Linked DNA regions of Homo sapiens: all the other regions are linked to region 5. The links are chromatin loops, found by intact Hi-C in ENCODE. Cell type or tissue: endothelial cell of umbilical vein. All regions are shown on one strand. Region 1 has its middle 15 kb from the start of LINC01187. Region 2 overlaps DOCK2 (dedicator of cytokinesis 2). Region 3 has its middle 17 kb from the start of LINC01187. Region 4 overlaps KCNIP1-OT1 (KCNIP1 overlapping transcript 1). Region 5 overlaps DOCK2 (dedicator of cytokinesis 2).

The links. Hi-C counts contacts between places; a loop is a spot of excess contacts. Peaks named below come from ENCODE experiments on the same cell type or tissue, not always from the same donor. Only the 100,000 strongest peaks of a DNase experiment are listed, where the experiment ranks them.
Region 1: a loop joins it to region 5, with 15 times the contacts of the local background. A loop is called at or near these places in 16 of 110 quality-filtered maps.
Region 2: it touches region 5 in a loop (10-fold over the local background); 41 of 110 quality-filtered maps call a loop at or near these places.
Region 3: it touches region 5 in a loop (7-fold over the local background); 10 of 110 quality-filtered maps call a loop at or near these places.
Region 4: it touches region 5 in a loop (3-fold over the local background); 4 of 110 quality-filtered maps call a loop at or near these places.

The regions. Positions count from the first base shown.
Region 1 is chr5:170,181,741-170,186,740 of GRCh38, forward strand. No RefSeq gene overlaps it. Among named protein-coding and RNA genes, the nearest start is that of LINC01187, 15 kb to the right of the region's middle. In endothelial cell of umbilical vein, a CTCF peak has its summit at 2,521 (motif pointing left); a DNase peak (open chromatin) is centred at 2,511.
Region 2 is chr5:170,068,297-170,073,296 of GRCh38, forward strand. DOCK2 (dedicator of cytokinesis 2) reads left to right here. Exons shown (of 52, transcript NM_004946.3): 46 at 841-924. Among named protein-coding and RNA genes, the nearest start is that of FOXI1, 35 kb to the right of the region's middle. In endothelial cell of umbilical vein, CTCF peaks have their summits at 2,693 (motif pointing left) and 2,896; a DNase peak (open chromatin) is centred at 2,685.
Region 3 is chr5:170,213,421-170,218,420 of GRCh38, forward strand. No RefSeq gene overlaps it. Among named protein-coding and RNA genes, the nearest start is that of LINC01187, 17 kb to the left of the region's middle. RefSeq lists a silencer at 2,825-3,119. In endothelial cell of umbilical vein, a CTCF peak has its summit at 3,040; a DNase peak (open chromatin) is centred at 3,021.
Region 4 is chr5:170,418,836-170,423,835 of GRCh38, forward strand. It overlaps KCNIP1-OT1 (KCNIP1 overlapping transcript 1), which reads left to right. Exons shown (of 3, transcript NR_109899.1): 2 at 1,551-1,780; 3 at 3,136-4,009. It also overlaps a transcript of KCNIP1 not described here. Among named protein-coding and RNA genes, the nearest start is that of KCNIP1-OT1, 32 kb to the left of the region's middle. In endothelial cell of umbilical vein, a CTCF peak has its summit at 2,172 (motif pointing left); a DNase peak (open chromatin) is centred at 2,166.
Region 5 is chr5:169,699,229-169,704,228 of GRCh38, forward strand. DOCK2 (dedicator of cytokinesis 2) reads left to right here. Exons shown (of 52, transcript NM_004946.3): 12 at 154-230; 13 at 786-911; 14 at 3,075-3,199. Among named protein-coding and RNA genes, the nearest start is that of DOCK2, 64 kb to the left of the region's middle. RefSeq lists enhancers at 3,685-3,734, 3,795-4,204. In endothelial cell of umbilical vein, a CTCF peak has its summit at 2,775 (motif pointing right); a DNase peak (open chromatin) is centred at 2,813; H3K27ac peaks cover 527 bases.

The DNA.
Region 1 (5,000 bases), 480 kb after region 5:
CATTTCAAGTGAAAATGTCAGTACCATTTGTACCCTTATTTGAGGAGTCAGAGACTTGTTGCCTACAATGCAACAACATTCTAGGGAGCCTGGAGGTTTGTCAGGAGGGTGGAGGACCACACATCTACTGAGTGCCAAGCACCCTGCCTCTAAGGATTATCTCTTCAAATCCTCCATTAACCCTGAAATTTAGGGAACAGGGATGGGAAGTGCCCATTGTACAGATACAGTGGAAATATAGGCTCAGAGAGAGGAAAGCGCTTGCCCAAATTGGGGGATTCTGAGAGCTCAGCCTGACTCCATGGAACTGAAAAGCCATCGCCATCTCACAGCTGCTGCTGTGGGTTGAGCCATATGCTGATGATATCTTGTGTGGGAAGACCAGAGCAGTTTTAAAAATGAGAGGTGTCTGGTGTCAGGGCAAGTAGATAGCACTGGAGGGCCACCCCTCCTCAGGAATGGTCAGTGTTATTAATGGTGCTGTCTTTTTTTCTCCCTGTTACTAATCCATCAACATTCTGGCTAAATGGCACCTTTAACCAAAAGAAACAATTTGCTTGTCTGCAACTCTGAGGGAAGCTCATAAGGCTTCTTTCCTTCTCTCCTCTCTCTGCAAGCTGGAGAGCACACTGATGCCTTGTAGACAAGCTGCATGAACCGGCTGAAATCTCAGGTGGTGAAAGCACTGGACAAAAGGCGGTGAGAACTTTGGCTTTTCTCAATCAATAGAGGCCCGAAGGAGGGGCCTCTATTGATTGAAAATTCAACAAGTTCTGGTCCACGGGGCCTGGGAAGAAACTGCTGGCTTCTAGTCATTCAAATCACTAATTTGAATAGTGAAGAAGTGAGACAGATTAGAGAGGTAATAGGATGGGGAGACACAATGGGGTGCGTGGGGGGGAGAGAGAGAGAGAGAGAGCGTGCACAGGGATCATTTAAATAGACTAATTGAGCCTAATTTGACTAGCAGGATCCAGAGACAGTGCAGAGAATTGCCCTGAACTGATCACAATTTCTGAAAGCCAGACGCACTCAGCAGTTGTCCCAAGTAATTACTGATGTTCATACCGCACATTCGGGTTCCCGGAGCTCCTTTCTCCCACATGATTTCACAGAGTCCTTGCAAATTGCAGCCAGAAGCAGGAGACCCATTTTACCAATAAGGAGACTACGGTTGAAAATCCAAGGGCAAAGGGAAGCAGAACTGGAAGGCCCAGCATCTGACAGGCTGAAGGAGTCTGAAACAGAATTACCAGGGATCCTCAAACCCAGCCCTTCTCCTCCCACTCTCAGCCCCTTTCCTGCCAAAATGTTCAAGGTACAAGAGCCATGTGGACTCTGGTCTGAACAGGGGGGCTGAGCCATCTCTGGAAGAGGCCAGGGTGGAGGGGAAAACAGAAGGCTTAGCTCTTCTGTCTAACCAGTTTTTTGTTGTTGTTGTTTGGGGTTTTTTTGTTTTGTTTTGTTTTGTTTTTTTTTTTTTTTTTAAGTTTTACGGGTTTCAGTGTTCAACAAATGCCAGGATGCAAGGGGCAGGGTCTGTGACAGGCACCACTCTTGAAGGCCAGGGGTATCCGAGCTTCTTTCCTAGGCTGTGGGCCAGGTGCCAGCCTTGCTGCCCTCTCCAGCCCCATACCCAGTTACTTGGGAGTGAAAGCTCCCAAGCTTTAGAACCAGATGGCCCTGGGTTCTGATCTGCCTCAGGTCTGGCAGCTGTGTGCCCTTGTACATGTTACTTCACCTCTCTGAGCCAGTGCATTCCATCGTCATAAGGAGCAGGTGAAGGACTGTCAGGAAGGGGAAAATGCAGAGAGCAATATCTGTGGAGCACTTAGCCCAGGGCCTAGCAAGGATTGATCAATACATAGTCCCAATATTCCCTCCTGGCCCTTCTATCAGGTTTTTTTGTCATCAGCACAGTTATTAGATAGGAACCTGTACAGAAATCCTCTGGACTTCTGGTCAAAAAGACAGCAATTCTGACTCAGGGACTTGGGAAGGGCCTAGAAACAGGGCACTCAGTGGGCCCCAAGGTGAGCAGAGGCCAGAGGGGCCCAAGTGCAGGCCTAAGACCTGTCCTGGGCTCTGCGTGGCCCTTAGTGGCTTGGGAAATACTCTTTCAGCCAGATGCCATCTAGCATGACACCCCACCCTGCCACTTCCCAGGCTGCACCAGGCTCCCTCACTCCCTGAAGGTCTGGGAATGCGTCCCACTCAATCCCCCATGTTGCCTGGCCATGTTCAGCCTCTATTCGCCGAACAGAAATAGTGGGGAGAGAGGGTTGCAAGGCAGGGGACCAAGCATCCTAATTCAGTGCCCCTCTGGTTCCTTCTCTTTCAAAGCCCAGCCCTGGCCTCAGCTCCTAGCACAAGCAGCCTGGGACCCAGCCAGCCAGCCCCTACCCAGGCTCCCTGGATCACCTTTTGGATGCACCTGCTTTCCCGCCTGAAGCCGGCTCAGCCCAGTCCCTGCAGCCAGCCTGGAGTTTCCAGAGCTCATGCTGCCCCCTAGAGGTCAGCTCCTGCAGCTTTTCTTCTCAGTGTGGGACAGTCCCAGAGGGAAGGGGATCAAAAGGCTGGGAATGGCTCTGCTCCTGCACATGGCACCTCTGGCCAACAAGCACCCAGAGCCCAGCTAGAACCCACTTGGGTGGCAGCACGTGCAAGCGAAAGGATCTACCTATTCGAGTGGCTCTGCCCCTCCCCTTGGCCTCCCTATCTGTAAAATGGGAAGCATGATGATACCGCCCACACACAGCCTTTGAGAAAACTGACTGATCACTGGACTAGTAGGAGATAATCATCATTGTGATGATCATGGCTGTCATACTGAGCACGTCCTATGAGCCAGGTACTGTGCTTTGCATACATTATCTCATTAAATCTTCCCGAAAAACAAACTTCTGAAGGAGGAACTATTAGTATCCTCATTTTACACATGAGAGCACTGAAACTCAGAGAGAGCTGGTGACTTGTCCAGAGAGACACATTAATGCAGAGGACAGCCAGACTTTCAACCCAGGTCTGTAGGACACCAGACCCCTGTCCCTCACTGACCACAGCGTCCTGCCTCCCGGAGTTCAGATTACTCCCCACATCTCTCTCCCATGCTTCTCTTCCATATTTTCTCTGTTCTCTGTTGCCTTCAGCTGATTTGCTTGTCAGCGTCTCCAGGTCACTGTCCAGCACCACTGTCCTGGACAGCAGAGCCCCAAGTCTTTGCATGAGGAGGCAAGCTACTACCCAGATTGTGAGGTGGGGAACAGTGATGCCCAGAGGGCTGCTCTGGCCCTGGATGCTGGTGCAAGAGATGTCTAAAGTCGCAGCTTAGTCTCAGTGCAGTACAGACTCTGGGTGAGGCAGACATAGAATATTTCAGGTGTGGAGTCAAGGGGGCTCTTGGAGCACCACCTGGAAAGTAGCAAGGATGGCAGCTCTCAATTATTATGCACCTGCTGTCTTCCAAGCATCGGACAGTGTCGGCTGTCATTGAATCCTCTGAAGTAACACTGAGGTAGGTTGTACTGATCCCATTGGACAGGTGAGAAAGCCAAGGCTTGAAGGATGAAAACCCTTGCCCAAGATCACATAGCTCTTCAGTAAAAGAATCTGGGGTTCAGACCAGATGGGTGTCTGCCTGGCATGCAAACCCATCTATCTTGCCTCATGTGTCGTGCAACCCACCCTTCCCACTTGTGGGATGCTTGGGTCCTGGTTTAGTGAGCAGTCACTGTGCACAATGTTATGGGGCCCAGTGGGCCCTGGCCAAGTGCTCCCAGAATGGCTGAGATCCACCTGAATCTTACCTTCATCCTCTACAGCAACTAAGCCCCCTCAGCTTCTCAGAGGAGGCCTACTCTTTCAGGATGCTCAGAGGCAGTCAAGGGCCCTAGGTTCCAAATGTGTCTGCAAGTGCTCTTTTGGCCTCAACAAGTTGCAGAGACTAAGAAAATTGTATAGTATAGCTCAGTGGCTCAGATGCCCCAGCCCTGCAACTTCCTATTGAGATGGCCTTCTCTCAACATTGGTCCCTACATTTGTGGAATGAGGATAATGGTACTAACCTCCAAGGGTTGTTGGGAAGGTCAAATGAGCTAAGTGCAGTCACGTGCTTTCTCAGCAGAACACCTGACAGGTGGTTGGGGCTCAGTCAAGGGCCGCTATCATTAGAACCATCAATTCCCTGACCATCTCACACTGATCCAAAGTTTCTATTTGTCTTTAAGATAAAATGGAGAAAAACAATTTGTGACTGATGAATAAAGACAACTTAATGATTACACTTTCAAAACAAAGGGTGTTTGGGGCAAAATAGTAAATGAAGTCCTTTGTGCCACTGGGAATAAAAATGGGAAAATTCCAAAATGGGAATTTCTGCTCAGAAGTACTTGGGTCTTAATGAGTGAGGATCTCTTAGGGTCTTAATAAGTGAGGGTGTCCAAGGATCGGGAGTAAGGAACCAGAATCTCACTAAATGGCTGTTCTGAAATTTGTCCTTGAGTCTGCAGGAGGTCACAGGAAAAGAACATGGTATTTTGCTATTTTAAAAGTGTGGTTATGAAATGGTCTCCACCGACGGTTTCCTGGAACTCTGTTTTTCTTTACTCTGAACTCTGAATATGGAGGCAGATGACTTGGAATTAGCCTTGTTCCTACTTCTCCATTTCCTTGTTCTGGCAACAGTCCCCCAGTCTCTGTCCCTGGAGTTAGGCACTGCAGCAGTGAAAAGCTCTAACCTGGAAGTCAGGAGCCCTGGGTAACAGCTCTGGCTTTGTGGCCAGCCACCTGTCACCTGGGCAGGTCAGATCACCTCTCTAGACCTCCATCTGCCCTTCAGTAAAATGAGGGAGTTAAATTAGATGGTTAAGTTATGGATGTCCTGACATTCTTGGATTTCTCTTTAGTAAATATTAAACTATTGTCTTTTCTTCTTGGCCACAAAGAACTCAAGTGTCTCTGAATTATTTTTACAGCCTCTGTGTCCAGTCCAGGGCCTATTA
Region 2 (5,000 bases), 370 kb after region 5:
CATTTCTCAGTAAGGATACGTAGCTGTTCTTGGCATTGAAATAGAGTAGAAAGTTCTTACTTGGTTTTCACCTAGCAGACACTGAAGGAAAAATGAACTCCTCATTCTAACAAATCTTTTGATGAATTCCCTATTATCTTTCCTATGTTATCCATTGATGTAAAACTAAGAATACCACACAGTAGTATAATTTGGGGACAATAATTCCAGTCACCTAATCAATCCTTCCAACTACCCTCAGATACCCATGCAGTCATCATTGGTAACCCTTTGCTCAGCCTTGAGCAGTGATGGGATATGTCTGTTTATACATGAGCACACACTAAGGACATGAGCCCCAGAAAGGGGCTGCCAGGGTCACTTGCAATGAGGGAGGCCATGAGGTGAGCTGGAACACCCACCAGTGAGATTCCTTACTGAATTATTTTCCACAGAGCAATGTTCTCAAACTTGAAAGGAGCATCAGAATCCCCTACAGTGCTTCCTGACACACGGGTCCTCACCCCACCCCCAGAGTTTCTGATTCAGGCTGTCTGGGCTGGGGCTAGAGACTTTGCATCTCTAACAAGTTCCAAAGTACTGTTGCTGCTACTGGCTCAGGAACCTGACTTTGAGAACAGCTTCCCCAGAGTTTGCAGCCCATTCCCACTGGGTGCTGATCTGAGCCTCAAAGCAGATAAAACAATGTCAGTCTCTCCAGACCTGTTACTCTTGTTCCATCCACATGCCTGTGACCTCATCCTTGCCCCTTTCAAATTGAATCTTCTCCCAGTGCCAAAGAGATTGGCTGTGAAATGCCACATGAACAGGAAACCCTGACCTCCTATCTGTCCTCCCCAGGCCTTCTTCACTGAAGAGTATGTCAGGGACCACCCTGAGGACCAGGACAAGCTGACCCACCTCAAGGACCTGATTGCATGGCAGGTGAGGCAGCGCTGGCCAGGGGAGCATGCTGCTCTCCTTCCTCTCCCCCCACCGTGGTTCACTTGCCCCACGCTAGGCTCTAGCTGAGGCAGCCTGAATTCACATGCCCTCCTGTCCCTTGCTTTTCAGCCCCTCTTCCAACTCTGTATCACACCTGAGCAGGTTCATCCTGGAACAGAGATTTGGGGCATCGCACTCTTGGGTGTTGCATGGTGCCAGGCAGCAATGCTATGCTGGATGGTGCCAAGATTATCTTATTTGATGTTGAATTCAGGGGATGGCTTTTCACAGCGGGATGCAAATAAACACCAGGCCCCCACACTCCAAACCAGCACCTTCCCCCGACACCCAGCACAGGCCAATCTGATAATAGAAGACTTGAGCCCCTACTCCCACTTCTCCTCCTTTTAGAGCTGACCCACTTTGTTGCAATAATGCTCAGATGGATATCAGGTTTTGAAAATAATTGAGGCCTTTGTGTGGGTGGTTGTGAGTCAAAGGGTCTACATCCCACACAAGCCGCTGCTCAGCCCACGGGCTTAGAAGTTACCACCCTGCTGTTTCGGGCTGGCCACTTACCTGCCTCTCCTTCCATTCTCTCTTTGCATCCCTCTTCTTCCTGTGGACTCTGTCTTTCCTCCTTTCTCTCTTTCTCTCTGTGCATCTGTCTGTCTTTCCCTCTCTCTCTTAGAAGCCTGCACTTCTATTCCTTGCCTCTCTGTCTTTTGCCCCCCACCCCCACACATCTTACTCCTCTCTTGGCTTCTCTTCCTCTTCTGTCTCATTCTCCATCTCCCTGCAGAAGCAACAGTCGGCTAGATCCCTCTCATAGAGGCTTACACAGGGCTAGGCTTCCCTCCAGGCCCAGAGCAGCCCCCTCCTCAGACATTCGCCCACTCTGGGCTCTCAGCAAACCACCCATCAGAACACAGGGGTGGGCTCCGGAGGGCAGGAGCTGGCGGGAGGTGAGCAGTGGATGCAGGGGCAGGTGGTAGCAGCTTGCAGCTGCCTGCCCTCCCTCGCTTTCTTCTTGCCAGTCACTGTGCAAAGAAAAGCAAGCTTTTGTGGTTGGGAGTTTTTGTTACTCTAGGGAAATCAGGGAATGAGAAGCATTGGGTGCAGCCTCTTTTCTTAAAATAAGAATTCCTAATTCAGGTCCTTCTCTGCCTCTGCCAATTTATGCAAAGTGGGGCTTTAAAAATGAAACACCAAGCACTGCACAGACGCGCTTTTCCCGAATGCATGTTGTGTGTCTGTCTGGAATTTTCTCTTTCTTTTTACCTTGTGCCACCTGTGAAGCCCAAATATCCCCCAGGTCCCCAGCCTTCTGGGGTCGTCATGCCCTTTATTATTCAAATAATGATGTTCTCCCTTAGCATCCCCAGTTTGGGAAGCAGGAAGGCCAGGCTTTGACTCGTTCCCATCCTCAGATATTGCTGGGAGGCCTCAGGGAAGGCTAACATGTCATACAGATTTGCTTAGTTGTTGGATGTCACTCTGAATCTATACAATTGCCCTGGTCCTCTCCACTGGGGACCTCTTCTCCTCTGGAAACAGCTTCTCCATGCTGTGTTTACTGTACCCAAAGAATGAACTGCAGCTTCACAGCACAGCGAATACCAAGCTGTACCTTCCAAGAAAATTCTACTACTGTCTTGGAGCTTACTAGAGGGACATTACCAACAAAGCCGGAAGGCTTTGAAAGCATGTACTCTATTAGATGTGGCGGCTTCTGAGAACCGTTAGCTAGGCGCCTTCAGACACCGCCCCCTAGTGGCCGCCTTCTCCTTAGCACCACCCGCTGCTCCTGAGACCACCTATACAGAGGCCCACCTAACCCCCAAACGAGGTTGACCTCAGCCATATCCCTCCCACCCAGCGCCCAGGCACCCTAACTATGGGCACCCGCATGCAAAAGATGCAGTCCTGCTCATAGTGAAGGCAGCCTTTTAACATTATCACATGCAGCAGATTAGCTCTTCCCTACCTGTTTCATTCCGTTTGTTCTTGCAACTTATATTTATTGAGCCTCTGTTGTGTCCTAGGCAACAGTAATAGTGATGGACAAAATTGGGCCTGCTCCCTGCTCACTTGGAGCTTAATTCTATGTTGGATTTTGGTTTTGCAAAGCCAAATACACTTTGAATTTACTTAAAACACGAGAAGGTTAGATTTCAAGGGGAGTGAATGTATTTGTACCTCTAGCAACCGAACAAATGCTGAAGCCTTCAAAGTACATTTGGTGTTCAACGTTTTTGCAGATTTCAAGATCGATAGCTTGTTAATTTATTTTCTTTCTGAAGACTTTCTATTTTTTGGCATAAAAAGATGTCTATAGTATGCTCTTCTTTTAAAGCTTTTGTTGTGAAATATTATGTACAGAAAAGTACACATAAAAATATATAACCCACTGATTTATCAAAAACATACATCCGTTTGACCACCACCCAGATGAAATAGAATTCTGCTAGCTCCCCTAATCCTATCTTAGGCCTCCTTCCCTAAGAGTGAGCACTGTTCTGTTTTTATAGTAATCATTTCCTTGCTTTAAAAAAAATACTTTACCACCCAAACACTCATTCTTAAACACTATAGTTTAGATTTGCTTAATTTTGACCTACATATAAACAGAATCACATAATATACAGTCTTTCGTATCTAACTTATTTTGCCCAATGTTATGTTTGTGAAAGTCATTCATTTTGTTTATGAGTCATAACTATGATTCACATTCATTTTCATTGCTATATAGTAGTCCGTACAGCTGGCTTATGTAACTATACCAAAATGCATTTATTTATTTTTATACTAATAGAGAATTGGGTTTATTTCAGCTTGGGGCTATTATAAGTAATGCTATTCTGAACTTCCTTGTGTGTTTTTTTGGTACACATATGCAAAATTTTTGTTGGGTATATACCTATGCATTGATTTGCTTGGTCATAGCATGTGAGGATATTCAGCTTTCATAGGTACTGCCAATCTTCTATCACCATAGGTTAGGTTATTTTGCCTGTTCTTGAACCTCTTATAAATTGTATTATACAGTACAGTATGTACTACTGTATCTGTAGCTTCTTTGGCTCAATATAATGCCTTTGAGATTCCTCTGGGTTGTTACACATACTAGAGGTTTGACTTTTTTGTTGTTTCTAAGTGTCATCTATTGTATGTGTATCTAAATTACCAATAATATATCAATTTATTTATCCGTTCTGTTGGACATTTGGATGTTTTCAGGTGTTGTATATTATGAGTAAAGTTGCTATGAACATTCGTGTTTGTGCCTTTTGGTGGACCTAAGCACCCAGTTCCCTCAGTATACATGCAGTAGTGGAATTGCTGGGCCATGCACATTTAACCTTACTGGACACAAGAAGCAGTTTTTCAAAGTGGCTAAATCAATTTTCACTCCCACACAACTTCTAAGTCAGTTGATCCACATTCTCCCTGACACTTGATACTGGGAGTCTTTTTTAATTCTAGTCCTTCTGGTGGATGTGTAATGATATCTCAGTTTAGTTTTAATTTGCATTTCCTTCATGAGCAATGATGTTCAGCACCTTTTCATATGCTTACTGCTAATTGGATTACCCTTTTGTGAAATACTTTTTCAAATCTTTTACTTATGTTGTTAATTTAGTTGTCTCTTTATTATTGATTTATAGGAGTTTATATATTCTAGATATGCATCTTCTGTCAAATATATGTATTGCAAATATCTTCTCTTAGTCTGGCTTGTCTGTTTGCTTTCTTAATGATGTATTTTGATGAACAGCAGTTGTAATTTTGGTCAGGTTTAATTTATCATATTTTTAAATGATTAGTGCTTTTGTGTCCACTTTAAGAAACCGCAACTACCCCAAGATCATGAAGATATTCTCCTATGTTTTATTCTGAGTTTTTATTGTTTTGTCTTATACATTTAGGTGTATGATCCTTTTTGACTGATGTAAAGTAAGAGGCAGATTATTTTCTTACACAGATTTCCAATTTCTTTAGCACCATGTGTTGAAAAGACTATTTTCCCCCACTTTTGACCCCCCAAATTGACCATATATGTGTTTTTCTATTCT
Region 3 (5,000 bases), 510 kb after region 5:
TCTTTGTGAATTTTTTTTTCATTTTTCTTCATTTATTTAGTTGAGCCATTCAATTCATACAGATTGGAAAACAATTTCCACAGGAAGATCAACTGCTATTTTTTTTATTATACTTTAAGTTTTAGGGTATATGTGCACCATGTGCAGGTAAGTTACATGTGTATACATGTGCCATGCTGGTGTGCTGCACCCATTAACTCATCATTTAGCATTAGGTATATCTCCTAATGCTATCCCTCCCCCCTCCCCCCACCCCACAACAGTCCCCAGAGTGTGATGTTCCCCTTCCTGTGTCCATGCGTTCTCATTGTTCAATTCCCACCTATGAGTGAGAACATGCGGTGTTTGGTTTTTTGTCCTTGCGATAGTTTACTGAGAATGATGATTTCCAATTTCATCCATGTCCCTACAAAGGACATGAACTCATCATATTTTATGGCTGCATAGTATTCCATGGTGTATATGTGCCACATTTTTTTAATCCAGTCTATCGTTGTTGGACATTTGGATTGGTTCCAAGTCTTTGCTATTGTGAACAGTGCCGCAACAAACATACATGTGCATGTGTCTTTATAGCAGCATGATTTATAGTCCTTTGGGTATGTGTCCAGTAATGGGATGGCTGTGTCAAATGGTATTTCTAGTTCTAGATCTCTGAGGAATCGCCACACTGACTTCCACAATGGTTGAACTAGTTTACAGTCCCGCCAACAGTGTAAAAGTATTCCTATTTCTCCATATCCTCTCCAGCACCTGTTGTTTCCTGACTTTTTAAGGATTGCCATTCTAACTGCTATGAGATGGTATGTCATTGTGGTTTTGATTTGCATTTCTCTGATGGCCAGTGATGGTGAGCATTTTTTCATGTGTTTTTTGGCTGCATAAATGTCTTCTTTTGAGAAGTGTCTGTTCATATCCTTTGCCCACTTTTGGATGGGGTTGTTTTTTTCTTGTAAATTTGTTTGAGTTCATTGTAGATTCTGGATATTAGCCCTTTGTCAGATGAGTAGGTTGTGAAAATGTTCTCCCATTTTGTAGGTTGCCTGTTCACTCTGATGGTAGTGTCTTTTGCTGTGCAGAAGCTCTTTAGTTTAATTAGATCCCATTTGTCAATTCTGACTTTTGTTGCCATTGCTTTTGGTGTTTTAGACATGAAGTCCTTGCTCATGCCTGTGTCCTGAATGGTGATGCCTAGGTTTTCTTCTAGGGTTTTTATGGTTTTAGGTCTAACATTTAAGTCTTTAATCCATCTTGAATTAATTTTTGTTTAAGGTGTAAGGAAGGTATCCAGTTTCAGCTTTCTACATATGGCTAGCCAGTTTTCCCAGCACCATTTATTAAATAGGGAATCCTTTCCCCATTGCTTGTTTTTCTCAGGTTTGTCAAAGATCAGATAGTTGTAGATATGCGGCGTTATTTCTGAGGGCTCTGTTCTGTTCCATTGATCTATATCTCTGTTTTGGTACCAGTACCATGCTGTTTTGGTTACTGTAGCCTTATAGTATAGTTTGAAGTCAGGTAGCGTGATGCCTCCAGCTTTGTTCTTTTGGCTTAGGATTGACTTGGTGATGTGGGCTCTTTTTTGGTTCCATATGAACTTTAAAGTAGTTTTTTCCAATTCTGTGAAGAAAGTCATTGGTAGCTTGATGGGGATGGCATTGAATCTATAAATTACCTTGGGCAGTATGGCCATTTTCACGATATTGATTCTTCCTACCCATGAGCATGGAATGTTCTTCCATTTCTTTGTATCCTCTTTTATTTCATTGAGCAGTGGTTTGCAGTTCTCCTTGAAGAGGTCCTTCACATCCCTTGTAAGTTGGATTCCTAGGTATTTTATTCTCTTTGAAGCAATTGTGAATGGGAGTTCACTCATGATTTGGCTCTCTGTTTGTCTGTTATTGGTGTATAAGAATGCTTGTGATTTTTGTACATTGATTTTGTATCCTGAGACTTTGCTGAAGTTGCTTATCAGCTTAAGGAGATTTTGGGCTGAGACAATGGGGCTTTCTAGATATACAATCATGTCGTCTGCAAACAGGGACAATTTGACTTCCTCTTTCCCTAATTGAATACCCTTTATTTCCTTCTCCTGCCTAATTGCCCTGGCCAGAACTTCCAACACTATGTTGAATAGGAGTGGTGAGAGAGGGCATCCCTGTCTTGTGCCAGTTTTCAAAGGGAATGCTTCCAGTTTTTGCCCATTCACACAATAATAATGGGAGACTTTAACACCCCGCTGTCAACATTAGACAGATCAACGAGACAGAAAGTTAACAAGGATACCCAGGAATTGAACTCAGCTCTGCACCAAGCGGACCTAATAGACATCTACAGAACTCTCCACCCCAAATCCACAGAATATACATTTTTTTCAGTACCACACCACACCTATTCCAAAATTGACCACATAGTTGGAAGTAAAGCTCTCCTCAGCAAATGTAAAAGAACAGAAATTATAACAAACTGTCTCTCAGACCACAGTGCAATCAAACTAGAACTCAGGATTAAGAAACTCACTCAAAACCGCTCAACTACATGGAAACTGAACAACCTGCTCCTGAATGACTACTGTGCATTTTTTAATGCACCTGTGGGCAGAGGAATTAGAAAAAGACAGCCCGAAGCAGCCTCAGCACTCCTCCTCCTCTCCTTCCTCCCTCCCCCTCAGTACAGCTTGGTGAGAGAAGCCGAATTCAAATGCAGTCAAAGGGTCCCTTGAGATATTAGGGTTCTATTTCTTTGCTTCTCTCCTTTCATCCATAAATATGGACGACTTCCCTTTATGCTGGTAATGCAAGAGAGCGCAAGTGACTAGCCCACAGTCCAAAAACCAGCCAAAGACAAAAAGAATATTCAGGGTTCCAAACTGTGGAGTGTCAGTCAATAGATTTCTGTTCAGTACTTACACAGTTCCTGCCACAAGAAACTTATTGCCCTTTTAGCTTCCAAGTGAACTGAGCTCTCAAATGCTGCATCAGAGCTGCTGGGAGCTGCTGCAAGTTGGCTGCCTCTTTATTAAGGAAACAGCATCCCCTGCTGTCACTCCTGACTACATACAGATTTGCTTTATATATTATCTGAGCTGTGTCAAGATTGGATTGACACCCCTTCACTATACCTCTGGAAAGAAGTCCACCCTGGCCACTGTTCATTGTTTTGTTTGTTCAATTTATTTGAAATGAAATTGGTGTTTAGAATTTGGGGATACCATCTGATACATTATCATTATTACTGATAATAACAATTAGCAATTAGCAAACCAGGTATTGTGCCAAGCACTTATATGCATTATTTTATTCAAATCTCTCAACAATAAAAATTATCATATCCATTTTATGGATTAAGAAACTGGAAACATTGATCCCTTGGCACAATTACTTTTATTGAATAAGGTAATATTTACTCACACAACACACTTGTACTGAGCACCTGCTGCATATCAGGCTCTAGAGGCACAAGGATGAATGAGGCATTGCCTTTGTCTTTGTAAAGTCATAACAGAGAAAGGAGGGAGAACAAGAGGAGAAAAAAACTAATGTTGATTAGACATCTAGTCTGTGGCACTATGCCTGGTGTTTATAATTGGGCAATTTCATCTCATTCTCCAACAATCCTGGGAGGTACGTTTTTATATATCCATCTTACAGGTGAGAAAAACTAAGGCTCAGAGGGTTCAAATGACTTGCCTAAGGTGACACAGCTGGTTGGTAGAGCAACTGGAATTTAAACTCAGCTCTCCTTGATAGCAAAGCCACACTTTTTGAGAAGATATATTGGAAGAAATTATTGAAAAAAAAAGGTTTATTGAGGCCCCAGAGGGGTCAAGAAGATGAAATAAGCAACTCGATATAGAGGCAGTCAGGTAATTCACTAAAACAGTTGCTGATTTTGGGTTTTGTCATTTATTCATTTCCTCAGTCATCAAAGGAGCCTAAAACATGTTTGTTGAGCATGTACTATGAGTTAGATATGGAAACCAGGGAGATGGTAATGCCCAAGATAGTATAATGACACCTGTCTTCATGAAGCCTATAATCAGGAGGATAAGGGGGTCCAGCATTCGACAGTGGGACTCCCAGCAACCTCTCAGATTGGGCCCAAGTGCTGAGAACAAAGGTATAGCAGGGTGCTACAGGAGTGCAAGCAGTGCCTTAAGTCAGATGAGGGTGTGTTTGGAGGACCTGGCCGAGCAAGTTGCATTTGAGCTGCCCTAGAAGGCTGGGGAGCACCAAGGAGCACTTTCTCTCTAAACAGAGAAAGGATGGAAGAGCTGCCCAGTAGAAGAGGTAGCAGGCATGAATGTTCAAGTCAGGGAGCCGTTGGGAGCGGGGACGTTGTGCAAAGGAGACATGGGGAGGAAAGTGAAGCTGGGCAGTAGTTGGGGGCAATCAAGCAAAGCTAAGAATATGGAACTTTAACCTTGGAGCAGCATTTCATAAACGAGCTGTGGGGAGCACAAACTCTGCTTTTCAAAAATGGATGCATAATATTTGTACATATTGACATGGGATATGTGATATTTTGTTACATGCATAGAATGTGCAGTGATCAAACCAGAGTGTCTAGGATATCTGTCACCACAAGCATTTATCATTTCTATGTGTTGGGAACAATCCAAGTCCTCTCTTCCAGCTACTTTCAAGCGTGCAATACATTGCTGTTAACTATAGTCACCCTACTCTACTGTCAAATGTTATAGCTTATTCCTTCTATCTAACTGTATGTTTCTACCCAGTAACCAACCCCCGACTTACACCCAAATCCTTCCCGGGATAGTTCTCTGATAACCGTTTTTCTATTCTGTACCGCCCTGAGATCAGCTTTTTAAGCTCTTACATATGAGTGAGAACATGCGATATTTGTCTTTTTGTGCCTGGCTTATTTCACTTAACGTAATAACCTCCACTTCCATCCATTTTGTTGCAATGATTTCATTCTTTTTTATGGCAAAATAGTATTCCATTGGAAAAATATACTATATTTTCTGTATCCAATTG
Region 4 (5,000 bases), 720 kb after region 5:
CATACAAGTTCCTCAACCCTGGCTTTCTTGCCCTCAAGTAACCAGTTCATCCTCCCCAGTCATATAGCCCTCTATTTACATTTCTTTTCTGGAAGCTATCATTTTTCACGTGCCATTTGAGTGAGTGTCCTCGCTAAGACGATATTTTCTTTGAGGGCAGTAACCTTTCTTATATGTCTCTGTATCCCATGAACTTAGCAAAAAACAAGGGACAGAACAGGTGCAAAGTCTACGTGGTTAGTGAATTTAACAGATCTTCCTAACGTGTAAACGTCGTTGTCCAGGTGAATGGAAGAAGTGAGCTGAGATAGAGGGGACAGACAGAGTCAGTGTCCAGTGCTGACCTCTGAAATGGAAAAACATGGCCAGTCCTTAGGAGGCTGCAGAGGCCAAGACCCCAGTGAGGTTTGGGGGTTCCACAGCAGAGGAGGAGCTGTGGACCACAGCAGGACCCCGATGCCATCAGCAGGGGAGGAAGTAATCAGAGAGGTGGAGGAAGGAAGCCAAGGGAAGTCAAGTAAACACCAAATATTCCCTCCCGGTCCAATGCTGTGACCTGCATAAGCCACCACTCCCCCAGTCTAGACTCTACCCATGGAAGAAGGAAGAAGATAGAACTCTGGATTTGAATATAATTCTAAAATAACCAAATTTATCTGAAAATGACTAGGCTGAGTTTTCTGCTTCAACCAGAAATGGAGCTTGGAGTCAGAAATTATGTGAAATTATAGAAGAGAAAGTCACCATCTTCCATCTCTGAGTCGTATGATCATTTTAGACATAAAATTGTGCACTTACGATGTACCAAGTGCTTAATATACGTGATCTCATTTCACCAGGGAAACTGTATAATTCATTGCTTTAACTGACAAAATTCTGCAACTGAAGAAGGTGCTGTTAATAATTGCATTGGGACGCAGGCCTGAGCAGGCCATGATTTGTGGCTGTCCTACATCTGACCCTCACAGTATCCATGGGAGAAGGCAGCATGTTTATGCCCCCTGACAGCTGGGGAAACCAACACTTAAAGTGATTAAGTCACAAGTCCAAAATAAATGACAGAGCTGCAGTTCAAGCCCAGGTGGTCATTTACCAAAGGCCATGCTCTTTTCACTTTGCATGGGACTGTGACCGCTGGCTCTACCCAGCTTCCCAGTGCGACCCTTCCCCGCCCACTGTTTCTCTTCTCTGGCCAACGGAAACACAATGAGACCACATATGTAACATTACATTTTTTCATAGCCACATTGAAAAGAAAAAGGAACCAGGTAAAATCCATTTTAATATGATATTTTATTTAACCCAATACAGTTGAGGCTTGAACAACACAGGTTTGAACTGTGTGGGTCCGCTTACACATGGCTTTTGTTCAGTCTCTGCCACCCCTGAGACAGCAGGGCCAGCCCCTCCTCTTCCGCCTCCTCCTCAGCCCACTCTACATGAAAACAAAGAGGATGATGATCTTTTTGATGATCCACTTTCACTTAATAAATAGCAAATATATGTTCTCTTCTTTATGATTTCTCGTAATAACATTTTCTTTTCTCTAGCCTCATTTACTGTAAGAATACAGCATATTCCCAGCTACTCAGGAAGCTGAGGCAGGAGAATCACTTGAACCTGGGAGGCCGAGTTTGCAGTGAGCCAAAATCGCACCATTGCACTCCAGCCTGGGCAACAAGAGCGAAACTCCAACTCAAAAAAAAAAAAAATAAAAAGAATACAGCGTATAATGCATGTAACATATAAAATATGTGTTAATCAACTGTCTATGTTATGGGTAAGTCTTCCAGTCAACAGCAGGCTATTAGGAGTTAAGTTTCTGGGGAATCAAAGGTTATACACAGGATTTTGACGGCATGGTGGTTGGCACTCCTAACTCCCACATCGTTCAGGGTCAACTGTATATTCAAAATAGTATTCAAAATGTAATCAATAGGAAATAGTCATTCATGAAATACTGCGTCTTCTTCTTCTCCCCCCCAACCCCACTTCTTTGTATTCAGTCTTCGAAGTCAGTGGGTATTTTAACCTTACAGCATATCTCAATTCAGATTACTCACACTCTAAGGACTCAATAGCCACGTATGGCTGGGGTCTGCCAGCCGGACAGCGAGGTCTAGCCCTGATCTGAGCAGGAGCCATTTGATTGGGTTGTTGGTACACTGCCATCTGGTGGACAGATGTTCCTTGCTTGAAAAACCACCTCGAAGGAAAGTATCAGCATCAGGGACAATAGCACAGTGGGCCTCAGGATCAGCTCCCCGGAAAGAGCTTGGGGTTGGAGGGGGTGTTGTTGCTGAGGATGTCCCCAGAGAAGATGTACAGCCATGGAGCAAACTCAAGTCACTTATGATGTCGGCAAACCTTGGCCGTGGTGCACTCTTGTTTCCTGGTTGCAAAAGGATTTAGCAGAAAATGGTAACTCTTTTTCAGAAGGCATATTTAAAGCAGCTCTTTAAAAAGCAGGAGTTTCTTTCACACCCAGTTTCGCCATGTGGTTGTGTGAAGGGCTTCTCCCCAGAAATCATGTGGTCTCTCTTTTAATTCACAGTAAAAACCTTTCTTCTGTCTTGGCCCATTATGGCTGCTATAACAAAATATCATAAGCTGGCCTTATATACCATAGAAATGTATTTCTCACATTTCTGAAGGCTGGGAAATCCATGATTAAGAGTTGGTGTCTGGTGGGAGCCTGCTTTCTGGTTCACTGATGGCGTCTTCTTGCTGTGTCTTCACCGAGGGGTAGGGACAAGGCAGCTCTCTGCAGCCTCTTTTCTAAGGGCACTAGACCTATTTGCCATGGTTCCAGCCTCATGAACTAATCATTTCCCAAAGTCCCCACCTCCCAACACCATCATCTTCATGATTAGATTTCAATATATGAATTTGGGAGAGGATAGAAACATTGAGACCATAGCATCTGCCAAGTTGTGTCTTCCTCACTCAAATTGGGTAGGTGTGGTTATTCCAGAGTTTCAGTGAACCAAGACGTATTTTTCCAATGTGAATAATTAATTAAGAACACTTGATTAGGGTCAATGTTATTCTGGACTTCTGAATCACTCCCACATTTGAAGGGGAGTTTTAAACACAACTTTGTGTGAATAAAATGATGTGTCTGCATCTCTCCAGGAAGCAGTGTTTGGAGCTGAGATGACTTGGCAGGGAGAAGAATCCACTGGGACATTCAATAACTTGGCATTGAGAGTGTTTTCAGCACCATGCTGTCCTCAGAATAGTGTTAGAATTTATATAAACACAGATGTGACTTGTGCCTTGAAGGAGAATACAGTCTTCCCAGGAGAGACATGCAAAACCATCATAGACAAACAGCAAGAAAACAGCATCAAGGATGTACATGCACCGGGCAGAATGTAAACTGGATGTAAAACCAAGCATTTGAGGGCAATGAGAAAGGAACTTGGTTCTGGTCTCAACTCTGCCACCCACAGCTGCGTGACTATGTCTCTGTCACACTGCTTCTCAGGTCTTCAACTTTATCGTCTCATACTGAGCAAGAGACAGTCTGGACAATTTATGCTTCTAGAATGGGGAGACAAGAAGAAAAGAAAGATAGATACCCAAGGACTTCAGTGACTGGCTCAGGAAGAATTACTCAGCAGTGAGGGGGCCAGCATGAGCCCAGGGGCAAGAAGCCGGGACTTGGAACAGGAAGGAAAGGTGCTCAGCTGGCTAACCTAGAGGAAAGTGATTGGCTGGAGTGTCTGGTTTATCTGTTTCAGGGATGGTTAAAGATTGCCCCGTTAATAGGCAAAAATTGTTGCCTTAAAGAACCTAGAATCTAAAGGGGTCTTTGACATAATACAGAATAACAGGTCCCAGAGATTATTTTACAGAATGTTAGTACCTCATGATATTAATAGATATATAACAAAACAGACTTCTTTGCCACAAGACTTCTCAGTACCTTTAACATTTTATGATTTTCCCAAAGGACAAAGAGTATGCAGCATTTCCCAGACTTAAATTTAACTGTGAACACCTGTTATCCTGGGGCAGGCGGATTGCTTGAGTCCAGGACTTAGAGTCTAGCCTGGGCAACATGACGAAACCCTACCTCTACCAAAAATCCAAAACTCAGCTGAGCATGGTGGCATGTGCCTGTAGTCCCAGCTGCTCAGGAGGTTGAGGTGGGAGGACTGCTTGAGCCCAGGAGGTGGAAGCTGCAGTGAGCTATGTTCACACCACTCCACTCCAGCCTGGACGACAGAGCACAACCCTGTCTCAAACAAACGAACTTCAGTGACTGGCTCTTAAAAACAAACAAAAACCTCACAGAACCCTCACTGCTCTAGTCCTGACTTTTTATAGATAGGGAAACTGAAAAGCTAAGAGGCAAGTCCAAATTTCACAAAGATAGTGGCAGAGCCAAGATTGGATTTTTGGTCTTTTGACTCTAATACCCAGTGAATTTCTTTTTCTTTCTTGTTTTTTTTTTTTCAATTCCTATTATACACTATTTAAGACACACAAACAGATAAAAAGACTAATACAAGATATCCATGCACCACCACCTAGTGTAAGAAATAAAACATCACCAACACAATAAAACCCCCTTGTGTACCTCTCTCCATTTGTCTCCCCAAGGGAACCCATATCCTGAATTTGGAGATATAATACATGAAAATTCTGGTGGAATTTCAAATAAGTCATATTGTCTTTAGAGGATCTTCTTAGCATCTCCCATGATGTCTAAGTTGTTTCAAAACAAAACCAAAAACCCCACTTGGCCCAGAAGAGCAAAGATTAAAAGCCAGCCTCGAGGATCCCCAGCTTGGCTACCTGCAGCTCACAGCATATTGGAAAAATTTTATGAATCGGTGAACTTTTTCATTCTCAAATGGGCTCTTCAGATGGTTTATTAATTCTGTTAGATGCGGGGGTGCGTCTGGCTTTATTCTGTGTGGAATTTTTGGATGAATTCACTGCCTCACCCCCTCCCCTCCACAGGCCAGATGGGGAGCCGGGTGCTGTAT
Region 5 (5,000 bases):
GGTACCTCTTGATGGCATGTATATACCCTGGGCTGACATATGCAAACTCACTTTTCACCTGAGGCGTGTGGAGGGGCTGGGGAGATTCATGGGACCCCTTGAAACGCAAGGAGGACACGATGTGGACATTTCATGCTCTCTTTTCCTTTCCAGGGTTACAGCTGAGAATGACTTCCTACACAGCCTGCTGGGCAAAGTCATAGCCTCCAAGGGGGACAGTGGAGGGCAAGGTAAAGTGCCAATATGCCAGTGGGCTGAGCCTGCTCCAGCTTGGGAGCCCCTAACTCTTCAGCAAATGAATCAAAATCCTGAACCCTGGGATACTTAGCTTTCCTTCCAGACAGACCACTGGGAAGAATGGGAACATATGATCTACAGGGATAAGTCACATTTTCTGAAGAAAATTGGAGGCATGTCCTGGTGCCCAAAAGCAGAGAGGAATTGATACATCCTGAATATCTCCGGTGTTCCGGGGGCACTTTAATAAGTTACCTTGTTTGATTTCTTTCTTAATCCAGGCCTGAGAGATAGGTGTTGTCATCCTCACTTTGGGCTTAGAGAAGTGGGATAATTTGCCAGAGGCTGACACCGCTAGAAATCATTAGCGGGATTCAGACCCAGAGATCGCCTGTTCCAGAGGCCCTGTGGGCTGGGTGGCTGCATCTGTGGCTGTATGACTCTGTTCCCAGTGATCTCCAGAAAGACAGAGGGGAGAGGTGGCGGGAGGGCCGACTGAGGGGTCACTTGCAAAAGTGGGCTCTTCACGGTGAGCTGTTCCTTTGCAGGCCTCTGGGTGACCATGAAGATGCTGGTGGGTGACATCATTCAGATTCGCAAGGACTATCCACACCTGGTGGACAGGACCACCGTGGTGGCCAGGAAGCTGGGATTCCCAGAGATCATCATGCCAGGTGAGACACAGCTGCTCTGACCTTCCCCTGGGGACATAGGGGCCAATTCAGCTTGTCTAATTCATTTTCCTTCTAAAGAGTCAACTCCTTCCTTTTTTACTGCCTCTCTCCATTTCTGTCCCTGAAGGTAACAACTAAAAATGATGTCTGTATATCCAAAAACTTCTATGCATTAACAAAATAGACACAAGCATGTAAATATAAACACATACCCCTTCTCCCCACAAATGGGGTCATATTTTATATTCCTTTACTTAATATACTTTATATAGTATTCTACAACTTGTTTTTATCACTTAATAATTTATTGTGGCCATCATTTATATTTTATACATGCAGAACAGTTGCACTCTTTCTGGGAGAATATTGTCATTCTCTTATATTTTTAAGCTTTTTTTTTTTATATTACCAAAGGAATTTGTGTTCATTGTAAAATATTCAAATGGCCTGAAAAGGTATAAAGTGAAATGTTAAAAGTTCCTTTATATCTTTGTCTCCAGAAGTAGCCACTACATTTCCAAATGTGTGTATAATTTTAAAAAATGAGTTTATATAATATTAAACAAAAATTATAGGAGGGCATTGTTTTGGACTAAGTTCCTGCACCAGCCCCCAACAAACCAGACTGAAAATCAAAATGGAGTCAGCTATGCTAAAGGGTCATGTCATCAAACCTAAACTAAACTGTTATCTGATCTTGCAAGAAATTCGGAGAGGGGAGAGAGGGCGGCGGGCGGGGGCAGGGAGAGAGAGAGAGAGAGAAAGAAAGGAAGGAACGAAAGAAAAGACAAGAAAAAGAAGGAGAGAAAGAAAGAAAGAAAGAAAGAGAAACAGCCTATTTTCCAGACAGGCCATTTTCAATTTTCAATGGGCATGATAATGAAGTTCCTGAAGTAACCTGATGTTAACAATCAGTCACTTTTCTATTTTTCTGTTTCCCTGTTTCAGCCTTATGAGGGCTATAACTTTGAAATAACCAATTCACTCTGTCTTGCTTCTACTTCCTTCAGGCCTTCTCTGTCTATAAAGCCAACCTCTTCTGCTCAGCTCTTTGGAATACTGATTCTATTTTATGGAATGAAGCATTGCCCGATTCTAGAATTGCAATAGAGCCAAGTGAGGTCTTCAAACTAAATTTGTTGTAATTTTGTCTTTTGACAATGGTAATACTCTTTTGAAACTTCTCTTTGTGTCTTAAACCTGTGTCTTGGACTTCCGTTCACGATGGCTCTCACTGACTGGCTGTTTCTTTCCACATTTGTCTGGCGGTTGTCTCCTAGGGCCTGTGCTGTCATTTATTTGTCCATGCTTTACCTGAGACTTCAGTTACTTGTGTAACCCCTTGTAGGATTTTCTATTCCTTTTTTTTTTTCTTTTTGTTTTTTTGAGATGGGGTTTAGCTCTGTTACTTAGGCTGGAGTGCAGAGTACAGTGGTTTGACCTCAGCTCACTGCAGCCTCTGCCTCCCAGGCTCAAGCAATCCTCCTACCTCAGCCTCCTGAGCAGTTGGGACCACAGGCATGTGCCACCACACTCGGCTAATTTTTTTGTATTTTTTGATACAGACAGGGTTTTGCCATGTTTCCCAGGCTGGTTTTGAACTCCTGAGCTCAGGCGATCTGCCCGCTTTGGCCTCCCAAAGTGCTGGGATTACAGGCATGAGCTACCTGTGTCTGGCAGATTTTCTATTTTTCTTACCTCCCTTCCTGAAGATCCTCTGCAGCTCCCTCCTAACCCTGTGTCCCTAGGACACATGGAAAGTTGCTCTATTCTGCTCCTACACAGTGAAATATCGGCAGATGTATATGTTTGGTTGTTTTCATGGGACAGGATCAATTCAATTGGAGCTTTCCTTTGCCTTCCCAGAAGGTGTCACTAGAGGATGAAAATTAAATGACTTTTAATGTCGAGAAAAACATGGCCAATTTTGAGTGTCCCTACTTCCCTTTTTGCAACTGATTTCCTAGCATCCCTTCATCCCCGTGTTACCTACTTCTCCAGCCTCCCTGATGAGGGAAAAATGCTTTCTCTAAGCAATTCTGATTTTAATTAATACCAATCCAGGTGGGAGAGCTTCTTCTCACCCTCCATCCCCTCTAGTTAGTCAGCGTCTCTCCTGCTGTAATCCACACTAACTCTTGTCTCTCTCTCCCTCTGCCTCAGGGGATGTCAGGAACGACATCTACATTACTCTCTTACAAGGTGACTTTGACAAGTACAACAAGACCACACAGAGGAATGTGGAAGTCATCATGTGTGTGTGCGCGGAGGATGGCAAAACGCTGCCTGTAAGGGACTCACTGCTGCTCTGGGTGACAGGGTCCGCCTTGGGGGCCTCTGCTTGTAAAGACGTACTTTTCCTCTCCCTGATTCTGTTGTCTAAATGCCAGGTGCCTTTGGGATGGTGTTGAATAATGTGTTCAACACCTTTTGAGCTTGGTTAGTGCAGTGTTCCATAATAAGACCTTGTGATATTTCCTTACACCAAAGCAGTTTTTCAATGTCTGTTCCTTTCCTTTCACAACTTCTTCTTGTATGTATGTATGTATGTATGTATGTATTTATTTATTTATTTACTTTTGCTTGGTCTCAGCTTATAGGTTAGCTTTCTGCAGTTAAAATGTTCTCACTGAAACCTGAGCTGGTTTATTCAGGCAAAGTCCATGGTAAGAAAGAGGATCAATACAGTGCCTTGGGCTGGTGTGGAGGCTCAGGATGTGCTTAAAGCAGGCATTCTCAACACTTAATCTAACTCCCCAGCGCTCAGCCAGAAATGCTGGTGGAAAGCCTTATTCGTAAATTGGTCTCCAGAGAGCTAGCAGGGTGTATTCAGGAATGCAAAGCGCATTGCTATATTTATACAGCATATGTCCTGTCCAATATTTGTCATGTGTGTTTATATTTATTTGCTTGTATTTTCTTTAAGGTTGTCAGTGCTGTGTCCAGTGTGTAGGAGGGTTTTGTTTCTCAGTTCCTCCTGACAGAGTAGTTAGCTGAAAAGAAAATCAGCTCTCAGGAGAAATTTTAGCATGGGCGAATATTCCTCTTAGGCCACTGTGAGTGATCAAATAGCCAAGCAGGGCGGGTGTGTTCATCAGAGAGGGGATGTGAAGATGGAAGAGGCATCATTTTTGTCCTTGGGGCCTGGAGATCAGACTGATACTTTGTACCCAAGAATAACTAACATTCACAGGGGAATTACCATGTGTCAGGCTGTGTGATAGTATGACACATTTCCTTTATTATGCCCCATTTTACAGATAGGGAAACAAAACCCGTGTCACTTACAGTAACTCGCCCAAAGCCATAATGTTAGCATATGTCAGAGATGGGGTTTGACTGGTTCCAGGCCCTCTGAGACACTTCACTACAATGCCCGTACATGTAGCAAAATTCTCCAATTTATTTCTCATTTTAAAAAATGAGGCTAATAACCACTGCTGGCAAATTTGGGAAGATTCATAATCGTTTTTTAAATGTAAAGAAATCCTCACAATTGCCTTTTTGTTCATAAAGACTGGTCATGTTAATTAGTATCTATTTGAACAAAATCTAAGCATTGAACGCATCCTCCTTTTGTTGCAGTCTGAAACTTTTTCCAAAAAATAAAATAAGTGAGAAATACTTGACTCAAAGGAACATAAAGGAGCGGAGGGTTTTTATCTGAAAGGGAAATTGCAATTCCCAAATGTAGAGACCATTGCTTTGAAGTTACTTTTATCCAACTTCCCTGGTAGAGAACTTTTTAACCTCAGCTTCATTTTTGAAACATTGATACGCTTACCTTCCATGTTGCCAAAGGACAAATTAAAAGACACAGTTAACAGGCAAGCAGCCATCTTATCTCCTGTCTGAGCCACTCTTTCTTCCACTTTTGTCACCCTTTCAAGTCACTACCGAGCAGGCTGAGCAGATGCACTTATCCAAGATGAGTAGGTAAGCAGGTATTCTGGGGGCTGACATGGAAAGGGAACTGTGGGGCATGGTGATGATTTGTGGTTTCCTCTATTAGGGAAATTCTGGGGGAGTTCAGTTGACTGACTATTGAAAATTGCTTAGGAAGCCTGTGGGAGGCTTTTCTTTCTCTAT